Linked DNA regions of Homo sapiens: region 2 is linked to region 1. The links are chromatin contacts, found by Hi-C or POLR2A ChIA-PET in ENCODE. All regions are on one chromosome and are shown on one strand. The core of a region is the stretch at or near the end of the contact, and the rest is flanking DNA. Distances in the headings are between cores, read along the strand shown. Region 1 holds the start of ANKRD12 (ankyrin repeat domain 12). Region 2 overlaps MTCL1 (microtubule crosslinking factor 1).

Region 1 (4,988 bases), core at 1,716-4,215:
ACAAATACATGTTTTTAGCAACAAATTCCAAGTCAGAAAGCAGTGTCAATAGCTCTTAAGCAACCTACAGCAATTATTAGACAAATTCTTCACGCCCATCTGATACACGTTACTTTAACATAACTAAGTCTATATACAGAGAGCAGTAGAAACCTCTTATGAACTATGATGGAAATGATTGCATTAACCATCCTCTTTTTGGACTGAAATAATGCTCCTAAAACGTAAGAATGGTTTAAAGAAAAGTTTACGTGTCAGCTAATAGCAAGAAATCAAAATGATATTTTAAAAATCACTTATTTTTTTTTAAGAATAAAAATCTCTTCTCCAACGAAGTGTTTTCCAAATATCCTACCATTTCTCCAATCTACTTCAAAAGAGTATCAGTCATGGTTTTCAACTTCTATAGGGGAAAAAGTAATATCGACAGCTTGATAAAAGCATCTTCCTTTTAAACTCATTCTACCAGCTGGACACTAGTCTGCAAATAAAATTCAGGCTTTTTTCCCCCTTGGGTATTAACAAACCAGTGTAAGTCTGCACAATGTATTTTCAGCTAAATTCTTTCCTCGTCTGAATATTTTTGTTCTCTTCACTCCTCCTCAAATATTCTTCATGGAATACACACCCAGAGATTTCCACTTTCCCAGTTCTGCGTAGTTCATAAAACTATTCCGATAACTAATTCTTACCAACTACTATGAAAATTATGAGATTATGAAAACTATACAAGATTAAGAACATTAAAAGTATCCTACATAAGTACACTTAACACTCATTTTCCTTCCATTTTAACACCTCATCTGTCTCTAAAACACATAACGAGTTAAACTTGACCTTAGCCAAGATGCCTGTAGAGCTTCAGAAATTTATTCAGTGCCTGTATCAAATATAAAAGATCCTTAAGTAGTAAAACTTTTCTCCCCTTGTCTATAATCTCCAGGGGTAAACATTTCAAATTTTTAAAGGCTCCTGCTTTTAACCCAAATTAAAGATTTTTCTCAACAAGACTGTTAATATAACGACTTCATCTTACACGGTGGACACTATCCTCATTTTGCTTTTAAGCCACTTGGCACCAATAGAGCATATGTTCTGCCAGTTCTGAGCTAATCTCCAGGAAAGGCTTTGTATAACGATTAAAGAAACTCAGATCAGTGCCCAAGATTTTTAACGGCCTACTTGAGCATATGTTTTTTTGTTTGTTTGTTTGTTTGTTTTGGTATGTTTTTGCGACGGAGTTTCGCTCTTGTGGCCCAGGCTGGAGTGCAGTGGCACGATCTCGGCTCACTGCAACCTCTGCCGCCCGGGTTCAAGCGATTCCCCTGCCTCGGCTTCCCAAGTAGCTGGGATTACAGACATGCGCCACCACGCCTGGCTAATTTTGTATATTTAGTAGAGACGGGGGTTTCACTATATTGGTCAGGCTGGTCTCGAACTCCTGACCTCAGGTGATCTACCCACGTCGGCCTCCCAAAGTGCTGGGATTATAGGCATGAGCCACCGCGCCCGGCTGTGCATATGTTTTTAATACACAGTTAATTTACGATAAAATAGCTATTTCACTAGCCTTTCTTTATAATTTACATAAACCATTCTAAAATGAAAACGAAATACATGACTGCAGATGCAGGCTCATTTCAACTTTAGGATTAGAGGTAATTCCGAACCATTACATACACAGCACTGGATCTGCAACACACTTCACCTTAGTTCGCAGTTTAACCACGGGTGTCCAGTGGAAATTACAATCCCGGTGACTACACTGCTTTAAATGTTTCCTAAGGTTTCAACGAGTGCAACAGTAACTTCCTATCCCAGACAGCGTCTTACTGTTATTACTAAAACAGCTGTCAGCTAAGCTTCGCATACCTCTTTGTACAACCGTTTATTCAACGCTTTGGGATCTGTAAGGATGCGTCACTCCACATCACTCCTCAAAACGAGATCTAAGAACCTGACGTGCTCCAGGGGTCTTGAAGCATCACAAGTGGGTACTTGAAAAACGATGACGGGAACTGCCTGTCCAATGCGGCAAGGTTATTTTACACTGGCATTTAAGACAGAACTGTAGAGTGGCTGCTCTTTCCCCGGACACTACTAAAGCAGCAATTTCCCCTTCTTGATTTCATCCACCTCTCCCAGGACCCGGGTACCTCCGACGCTCCCGGCCCGAGCGGCCGCGGCAGACTCCCCGGCGTCGGCGCACGCTCGGCGGCTGGCGGCGGGAACGCGCGGCGGGCCGGGCGCGCCCCCGCCCCCGCGGGTCCGACCGCCGCACGCCAGCGGCGCCCTCTCGGCCGCGCACACTCACACTCGCACGCACACGCTCCTCCGGCCCCGCCATGTTCCGGGAGGCGGCGGCAGCCCAGCCCCGCCAGCCGCGGTGAGGGGCGCCCGCGACGAGGCCAGCTCGCGGCCCTCCGCCCGGCCCCCGCCCCGCCCCGCGCAGCGCCCCCGCCCAGTTGGCGGCTCCCACCTGCGCCGCGGCTCCTCGCGACGCCGGGAGGGGCGGCGGCGGGCGGGGCCCCGGCGGACCCGCGCCGGGGGGCACTAACGGCCTGTCACTGTCAGGCGAGCTACGGCTCGGGCCAGGCTGGGCGGGCGGCGCGTCGGGACCGGGGGGGGCGGGCAGGGCGCGTCCCCTACCTTGCTCTGGGGAGGGGGAACGGGAGCAGCGCAGAACTGAGGGGATCTCCTCCCTGGCGCCGGGGACAAGCTCGAAACCGCGCCCCTCCTTCCTCCTTTCCTGTCGCCACGCCCCCCTCACCCGTACGGACCCGAGGCAAGGCCGGCGCAGGAGGCTTCACCCCCGGAACGAGTGCTTCGGCGTAGCCGTCGCTGTCGTTGTCTTCGTCGCCGCTGCAGCCGCCTGTAAAGCCGCCGGAGCCGGGCTTGAAAACATCTCCGGTCTCGGTCCGTCTCTCACCACAGCCTCCTCGCTCCCAGGACAGCGTCGCCCCGCGATTGGCTGCGACGCGAGCACGTGACACCCGCGGACACGTGACTACCGCGGGCACGGGACGGGCGGCGTGACCGCCCCGCCCCCCGGCGCCCGCCCCTCCTGCTGCTCAGCCAGGCTCCGCGAGCCGCAGGGCGGGGAAGCGGGACGTACCAAGCGGCAGGCGGCGGAGGGGTGCGGGCCGGAACTCCGCCCTTCGTGCTGGTCGGTCTCCACGCCCCACTCGGACTAGTGTCACCGCCTCCCCGCCGCAGACACTATCCGACAAAGGAGGGGGAATCAAAGGCTGGGCGAAGAGGCAGGGCAGGCGCCGGTGACGCTGCTGGGCAAGCGGGCTCTGCAGTAGCATTTGTGGCGACCGTGGCAGTGGCTGTGACTGGAAGCTTCTGGAAATGGCGGCGATGAGGACCCCCACATAGGGTATTCACCTGTTATTTTTACACGGGGTGGGTGGACGAGCGTGATCCAACTCAGGCAAAATGACGCTGCGACCGCAGCCCGAGGACTAGGCGAAGTTCCCCCGCTAAGCCGGCGGCGGCCGTCTGGCCCCGCACCAGGCCGGAGAAGCTGCACCTACGCCCAGAGCCCGCGGCCCCCCGCCTCAGGTGGGGCCCTGGGCCCCGCCCCGAAAGCGCGGTAGCGTGCACCTGCCCTGGCACCAGGGGGTCTAGAGCGCGTCCCCTCCCAGCCACGCCTTCCAGTGGCCTTTTTAAAGAGGAATTCAGTGCACCCTCCCACACGTAGTGTTGGGGATTTGAGAGGGAGCTGCTCAGGTACTAGGAAGGGTGCCGGAGGAAAATTGACCGTCGCAGCGTGGCAGCAGCGTGTACTCACTCCCTTCTGGGCGCGTTATTTACGTAGAGGTTAATCTGCAACAACAGCGTCTGTTTATGACTTAGTGCATGCAGTTACAAGTTTATGTTACACTGTCCTTTAACGTCTTGATGAACTGAGGGTTCAGGTGTGATCACAGCAGATGAAGTGACATTCAGACCTGACAGGGACGGCGAGGTCCCATCAAATTACTATGTAAAGCATAAACCTGCATTAAAGATCAGGAGTTTTTCCTTTCCTGGGTTCCTGATTTCTCCCACCTACAAATCTTTAGGGTCAACAAGACTAGAAAAAGAGCACCTTATGGCTAGAGGTGGAATAGTGTTACATTTAACTTGGTTATTTATGATGTGAAATACAAAGAAAAAAACAGTCGCCTATGAGAAAGTCAGGAGAGCTCCAGGGTAGGACATTTTCATTGTTACTTTTTTGTGCCACTTGGAAAATTAACTGTTGTTTACCTTCTCTCAATTAAAAAAAAAATCTTAAAGACATACTTAAAAATAATCGTTATAGCCGAGCGCAGTGGCTCACGCCTGTAATCCCAGCAATTTGGGAGGCTCAGGCGGGCAGATGGCTTGAGCCCAGGAGTTTGAGACCAGCCAGGCAACATAGTAAGACCCTGTCTCTAAAAAAATATATGAAAATTAACCAGGCTGGTGGCGCCTGCCTGTGCTCCCAGCTGCTCAGGAGGCTGAGGCCAGGGTATTGCAGTGAACCAAGATCACACCACTGCACTCCAGCCTGGGGACACAGCCTGTCTCAAAAAAAAAAAGCATAATTACTAGTGAATAGTCTGTTTCAAGTACAGGTGACTTTGAGAAATCGAGGATTAGATTAATATAAATTATTCATGCATTAAAGCTGGCTAATGCAAAACTAATGTACTACAGCTAATTTCTTAAATACACAAAAGGGTTTATCCTTTTTTCTAAGTTGTAATATCCATACCACTGCAGAGTACATAATCATACTTCCAATCCCTTCACCCAATTATTTTTTGTATACTTGCAGTGTCAGAATAGCTAAGGATAATGTCAAGTGTTTTGGACCTTTCTTTTTTAAAAATGGTAATGCTTAAGCCGGGCGTGGTGGCTCACGCCTGTAATGCTTGCAGTGAGCCGAGATCCCACCACTGCACTCCAGCTTGGGAGACAGCGAGACTCCGTCTCAAAAAAAAAAAAAAAAAAAA
Region 2 (5,209 bases), core at 136-2,635, 340 kb after region 1:
ACACAGCCAGCAGCATTTTTATAAATGAGCCATTTGTCGTTCTCCTCAATGTAACCTTCATTGTTACATCCAGAAAAGTTCTTTTCTAAAAACCATTATCCCCTACAGAGAATGGGCCACTCAAGACAGACCCTGAAAATATAATCTATTAATATCATGGGAATTAGAGTCATTTACACACAGAAGTCCTCTGCCCTCTGGCCAAGAGTCTGCCCGGTGATCCTGTCCAGGAGGGCTCTGGGCTGTGGTCTCCACAAATGCCACTGAGAGCTTCCCAAGAATGAATGTGGATCCGGGAAAGAATAAATGAGGCACATATTTAACAAGCTGTAAACACAGTTATCAGCCCAAAGGCTTAGGAAACCAGGGCAAGTCTGATGAAAATCAGGTGGCCATTAGGGAAGAGACTTATTTGTGAGGTCCCAGGCTTAGTTACGCACTTTGGAAGGCCTGTGGCAAACTGCAGGCCATGGTTAACTCTGGGAGGTAGGATGGGGCAAGGAGAGTCCTTTCATCAAGCACCCATCTGCACATGTGAATTTTTACCTCACGCAGGGGCTACTTAAAGAGTGACAGAACAACTGCCACCACAAGTACACGGCAAAGATAAAACGCTTCAGATCCTAAGCTCTGGTCTGGTTCCTCTTACAGAAAGAGTAGCACGCCTTATAGGGGAGGCCTCCCAGTTGCAGGATAAACTGAAGAATGAATCACGGTATGACGTACAAAATTGAAATGTAAATACCATCTAGGCTCAAGATAACTTTCTAATTAAAAAAAAAAAAAAAGTCAGGCAGATCACAGTTCTGATGTGAGGCCTCCTCTGGCAAGGGTGCTCTTTCTGGAAGTTTTTCATCTTGGGCAAGCAAAGGTGGGCAGCCTGCATGGCCAGAAAGGAAGACTGCTGGGGCCTGGGAGAGCCACAGCCCCGGAAGCCCAGGGAGCCAAGGGCTCTCTGTCTGCAGGAGAAAGGCTGACTTCTCAGGCAGCCCCCGAAGGCCCTAACGCAGCACAGAAGCCCCGACAAGGAGCAGAGGTCCAGGGAAGTGGAGTCTACTCAGTCCTGAGGCTGGACTGGATGAGGCTCTTCAGTGGCCTGTAGCAGGTGAAGACTTAAATATGAAACACAATTCCTTCAGCTCTTGCTATGAATTTTATATTAAGTTCTTCACACTTTTTTTTTTTTTTACTTAGTTGTTTTACTAAATGATAATTAGGTCACATCCCTGAATGAAAAAGTAACTTCTTTTCAAATCAGTTAATCCAAGTAGGGAAAACAAGCTGTTGGCACCCCAGGGCCATCATTCCCACACCATTAATCACCTTGTGTGAAGTAGCTGGATTCCAGGAATTACTAATCAGCATGAAATGCATAAACAGCCTTAGGAATGCTGGCCTCAAATGCTTAACGCAGTGGCGTGAGTCTTGGAGCTCAAGGAAAACTGTAAGATTCCCTCTTGCGTGTGCGCAGCCTCTGCTCTTCAGGATGGCTGGGGAAACTGAAAGCATTCACTGTGGCTCTAAAGCGCCCAGGTCATGACTGCGAGCTCACGTGGCTGAAGACAGGGAAACAGGGAATGTCTGCGGAGCCAAATGTTTGCCAACCTGATGATTTGTTATGAGCCATCCCAAGGTTGATCGGTATATGCAGTTTTTTTTAAACCTCTGTGGACGTGATAAATGTTGCCATCTACTTGAGTTCAATTGTGAGAACGTTCCATATGTCACAAAGCAAAGACCAAGGCCTGAGGAATACTGTGACTGAGAACTTGTCCTTGGGAAAACGGCTTGGCTAGGTTTCCCATGCTACTAATCGCCTTGCGAGGTGCTCGGCGTTTCGGGAACGGCCCGGCTCTGTGCAGCTCTGTGAGACACGTACCCTGGCTCTTGCATCCCAGCTGCCTGGCTAATACTCATGCCAGTCACAGAGAGGCAAATCCTCTAACCGGGAATGTTCCCTCCCAGAGAACCAGCTGTCGTTACAGTAGAGCTCGTCCATCTTCCGTCCTTGGACAGACAGAGGGTTGTGCATGCGTTAGTGAGCTCCTTACTCACTACTGTGAACACTGGCCCACTTGGCAGACCTGGGTCTGAGTGTCTGGACCCCACCCCGCCACGTGCTTCTATCACACATGGCCCGCAGTGGAAGCTCACGGGTCCATCTCCACTTTCGTGGGTAATCGCTAAAAACTAGTGTTGGAAGAAGCAGGAGGCAAAGGGAAATGACAATAAAATATGCTGAATGTAAGGTTCCAGCTGAGTGACTTCACGTTATTTTCCACCCTGACAGTAACATTTTCTATGACTGTTGTTTAGAAAACCAGATGTGCGAGGTTTTCTCCTTGTCCAGAGCATCTGCGTGAATGCGTGGGAAACACGTTTTCTTAGACGCAGCAGGTTTGTGGCGAGGTGGGAACAGTGGCCATCAGTGGCAATATTATGGGAGGTAAGCACAGATGCTTTATGGGATTGAATGACAACATTTCTTTTCAAAAAGTAAAATTAGTAGATTGTAAAGCATTATTTGCAAAGTAGCATTTTCATTTCTAACTAGATTATTGCTGGAAAACTCATTCCATGACCTAAATTCTCCCCATGGACACTGGCATAATGGCATACTTTCTGATGGCTGTGAATAAAAGTTCCTTTGCAAGTATCATCTCCTCCTTGAGTCATGTTATTCAGGGAGAATGAAGTGGGGACAGGTGTACATAGGAAACAGCTGTTTAGGTGTGAAAATCTGATTGTACAGAGAGGGAGCAGGGGGAACCCAAATTCCCCTCAGCCTGCACTCAGAAGGTTGCCGCCTGTCCTCATCTGGATCTGAGCCAGGGCTCTGGCGACAGCGTGCTCCCATTAGAGCTCCCAGAGGCTCTGGGCTTCGGGAGCCTGGGCCAGGGAGGAGCAGCAGTTGTGGCGTCCAGTGCAGAGGGAGTGCCCCAGAGTGTCTGTGGCTGAGAGGCTAGAGCCGCGCCCATATGACTGCCGCATCCCCGTGGCCACCTGCCCCTGCGCCCTCAGCCCTGAACGCAGGCTTCCTAGGGCAGGGGCATCCAGCTGTACTCCAGGAGCCCCCTGAGCAGCTTTATTATTATTAATACATAATAAAGTTGGGTTAGAGGGGACTCAGAAGCCTGAGAGCGAGACAGCGTTAACACAGGGTCCTGCTCTGGAGCTCCTTACTCCAAATCCTCCGTCACTGCCATTTTGGTATAAAAATGCAAGCAGTTTGGATGTTATTAGTAGCATCTTTTGCTTTATTAAGTAGAGTCTATTTCTGTGGTCTCTGGCAACAATAACAGCTACTTAATAACACTGAAGTCTCACCTCTCTTTATACATTAATTTTTTTCAAAGTGTCATCAAATACTTTTATTTGGGAGCATTATGTTTCAAGTGGGCCAAAGAGAACTTGAAATATTTTGTCCATGTTGGGGGATTTTTTTTAAAACGTGTCCTTTGCTCCTTGTACGTTATGCTGCCAAACGAATGATGTTGCCAATGGCAGACCCTCTGAGGTCAATTCACTGGCCCCAGCAGCGACACGCAGCATTGATCTGCCCTTACTACAGTCCTTATTTATATGGCAACTCAAATGAAAGAGTGGGCTGACATTAAGATGGAAAAGGTTTGATGAGGTGATTTCTAGGAAAAACCCAGCATCACAAATGACAACAGGTGACCGCAGTCAGGCGGTGGAATTTTCTGCTACCTGAATGCCAACACTGGAAACAAAACGACCCAAATGCAGCTTAGGAGCCTCCTCTCCCTGGTGTGGGCAGGGCGACAGGCTCGGGTCGAGGTACCCACCTGTTTGTGGGGCTGTCCCCTGTCCGCGGTCTGCAGCCGCAAGCTGTGATCTCCAATCTGCACCCGGGAGTGTGGGGAGTGCTCCCCCACTGGAAAGCCACAGCCTCGGTCACTGTCGTGGTCTGGGCCATCCGCCTGGTGACCCCCCTGGACTCCAAGCTCCCCGAGCCTGGAGAGGGTCTCTGGATGTTCACCCTGAAACAGGCAGGAGGTGACGATCACAGCTTCAGCCAAATTCTTTTGCTGTACAGCCTGATTTTCACTGTCTGAGGATAACCATCTACTTTATGGATTATCAACGCCTATACTTCTCAGTCCTTACCCCTAAAATGCTCATTTTGGCCATCTCACTCATTGGCACTTGCTGCATTTAAAGACCACAGGGTGGATGCTCAGCTTATTAGAAGACATTAGGGAGAAATTTTAATTCTACTGCTTTTAAATTAGTATTGCTAATAGCTATGGTTTTATAAGTTAAAGGAGGAGGAACTCCAGAGTACTGATCAACAGGAAACTTTAAAACAATTTCTAGGCTTTGCTTAATAATGGTTATCTATGTCACGGATAGTTGGAAGCTGGCGGAATTAGTTTTTCAAGACTTTCTTCACTCTGAGGAAAGAGAATCACTGTATTTTCCCATTCCTAGGATGAGAACTTAAAATTACATACACTGTTCCCTAGAGTGAAAACCAGACAAAAGGTCTTTGGGAGCTAAAAAGAAACCAAGTATTCACAATGCCTCGAAGCAGCTGGCCAAGAAGCCAGGGTCAGTGATGTACAGAATACACAGAACGCCAGTGGCGCCAGCCCCGGGTGTGCCAGGAAGCAAGGCCAGGAAGGAGCCTGCAGTGCAAACGGCCACTCTGACTTAATCAATACAAAAGCAAACAGAAGGCAAAGATCTCGCTTCTGTTTCTATTATAAACCTGGGAATCGAGGCATAACAGGAAGAACATATACAAATTCCAGAGGTGGCAAAGTGACTCATCTGAAGCTTAGAAAAGATCCTTTTAAAACTGTGTGGGCAGGACAGGCTTCCACATCTAGGAACAAAGCTCAAATAGAAAGAAGAGCAAAAGTTTTAGAAACCAGCTTTTACACACCAGCAAGGTTGAATGAGATGGCGCAGGACCTCAGGGTGATAACGTCAATGAATTTTATAAATGAGCAGCAAAGGAGACGGGAGCGGAACTTTGCTACAGCACGGAGTTATGGACCAGGGCACTCTTAACACTAGGTCAGAGCGTAGCACAGAATTCTTGGTTTCATATATAACTGGACAAGCTGCTGCATTTCCATTTCTTGGACCAAAATTGATGAAATAATTTACAATAATAATGACTTCACCACAATGCAAAATATCCATGTGGAAAACTGCAATTGTATCCCATGAATATGTA

The links. Hi-C counts contacts between places; a loop is a spot of excess contacts on that map. ChIA-PET counts read pairs that join two places held with the same protein, here RNA polymerase II (POLR2A). Pooled maps may share reads with other maps.
Region 2: a map of IMR-90 shows a loop between it and region 1 (9-fold over the local background). The contact joins the enhancer-like site here to the promoter of ANKRD12 in region 1. A Hi-C loop is called at or near these places in 2 of 168 maps with a recorded cell type or tissue (IMR-90 and chondrocyte), 1 of 37 single-sample maps with no recorded cell type and 3 of 50 pooled maps. POLR2A ChIA-PET finds 5 or more read pairs at or near these places in 1 of 52 experiments (AG04450).

What each region holds. Positions count from the first base shown.
Region 1 is chr18:9,134,758-9,139,745 of GRCh38, reverse strand. ANKRD12 (ankyrin repeat domain 12) reads right to left here and starts at 2,965. Exons shown (of 13, transcript NM_015208.5): 1 at 2,781-2,965. It overlaps NDUFV2-AS1 (NDUFV2 antisense RNA 1), which reads left to right and starts at 3,026. Exons shown (of 3, transcript NR_110772.1): 1 at 3,026-3,382. RefSeq lists silencers at 2,198-2,247, 2,288-2,687, 2,898-3,247, 3,598-3,687, 3,690-3,863 and enhancers at 2,818-2,867, 3,358-3,407.
Region 2 is chr18:8,796,892-8,802,100 of GRCh38, reverse strand. It overlaps MTCL1 (microtubule crosslinking factor 1), which reads right to left. Exons shown (of 15, transcript NM_001395333.1): 9 at 3,810-4,004. Among named protein-coding and RNA genes, the nearest start is that of GACAT2, 92 kb to the right of the region's middle. RefSeq lists an enhancer at 724-1,923. Within about 2 kb of position 1,385, at least 15 of the 41 ENCODE cell types and tissues checked have a DNase peak (open chromatin) inside an H3K27ac peak, as active enhancers do; they include IMR-90, where a contact is called at or near this core.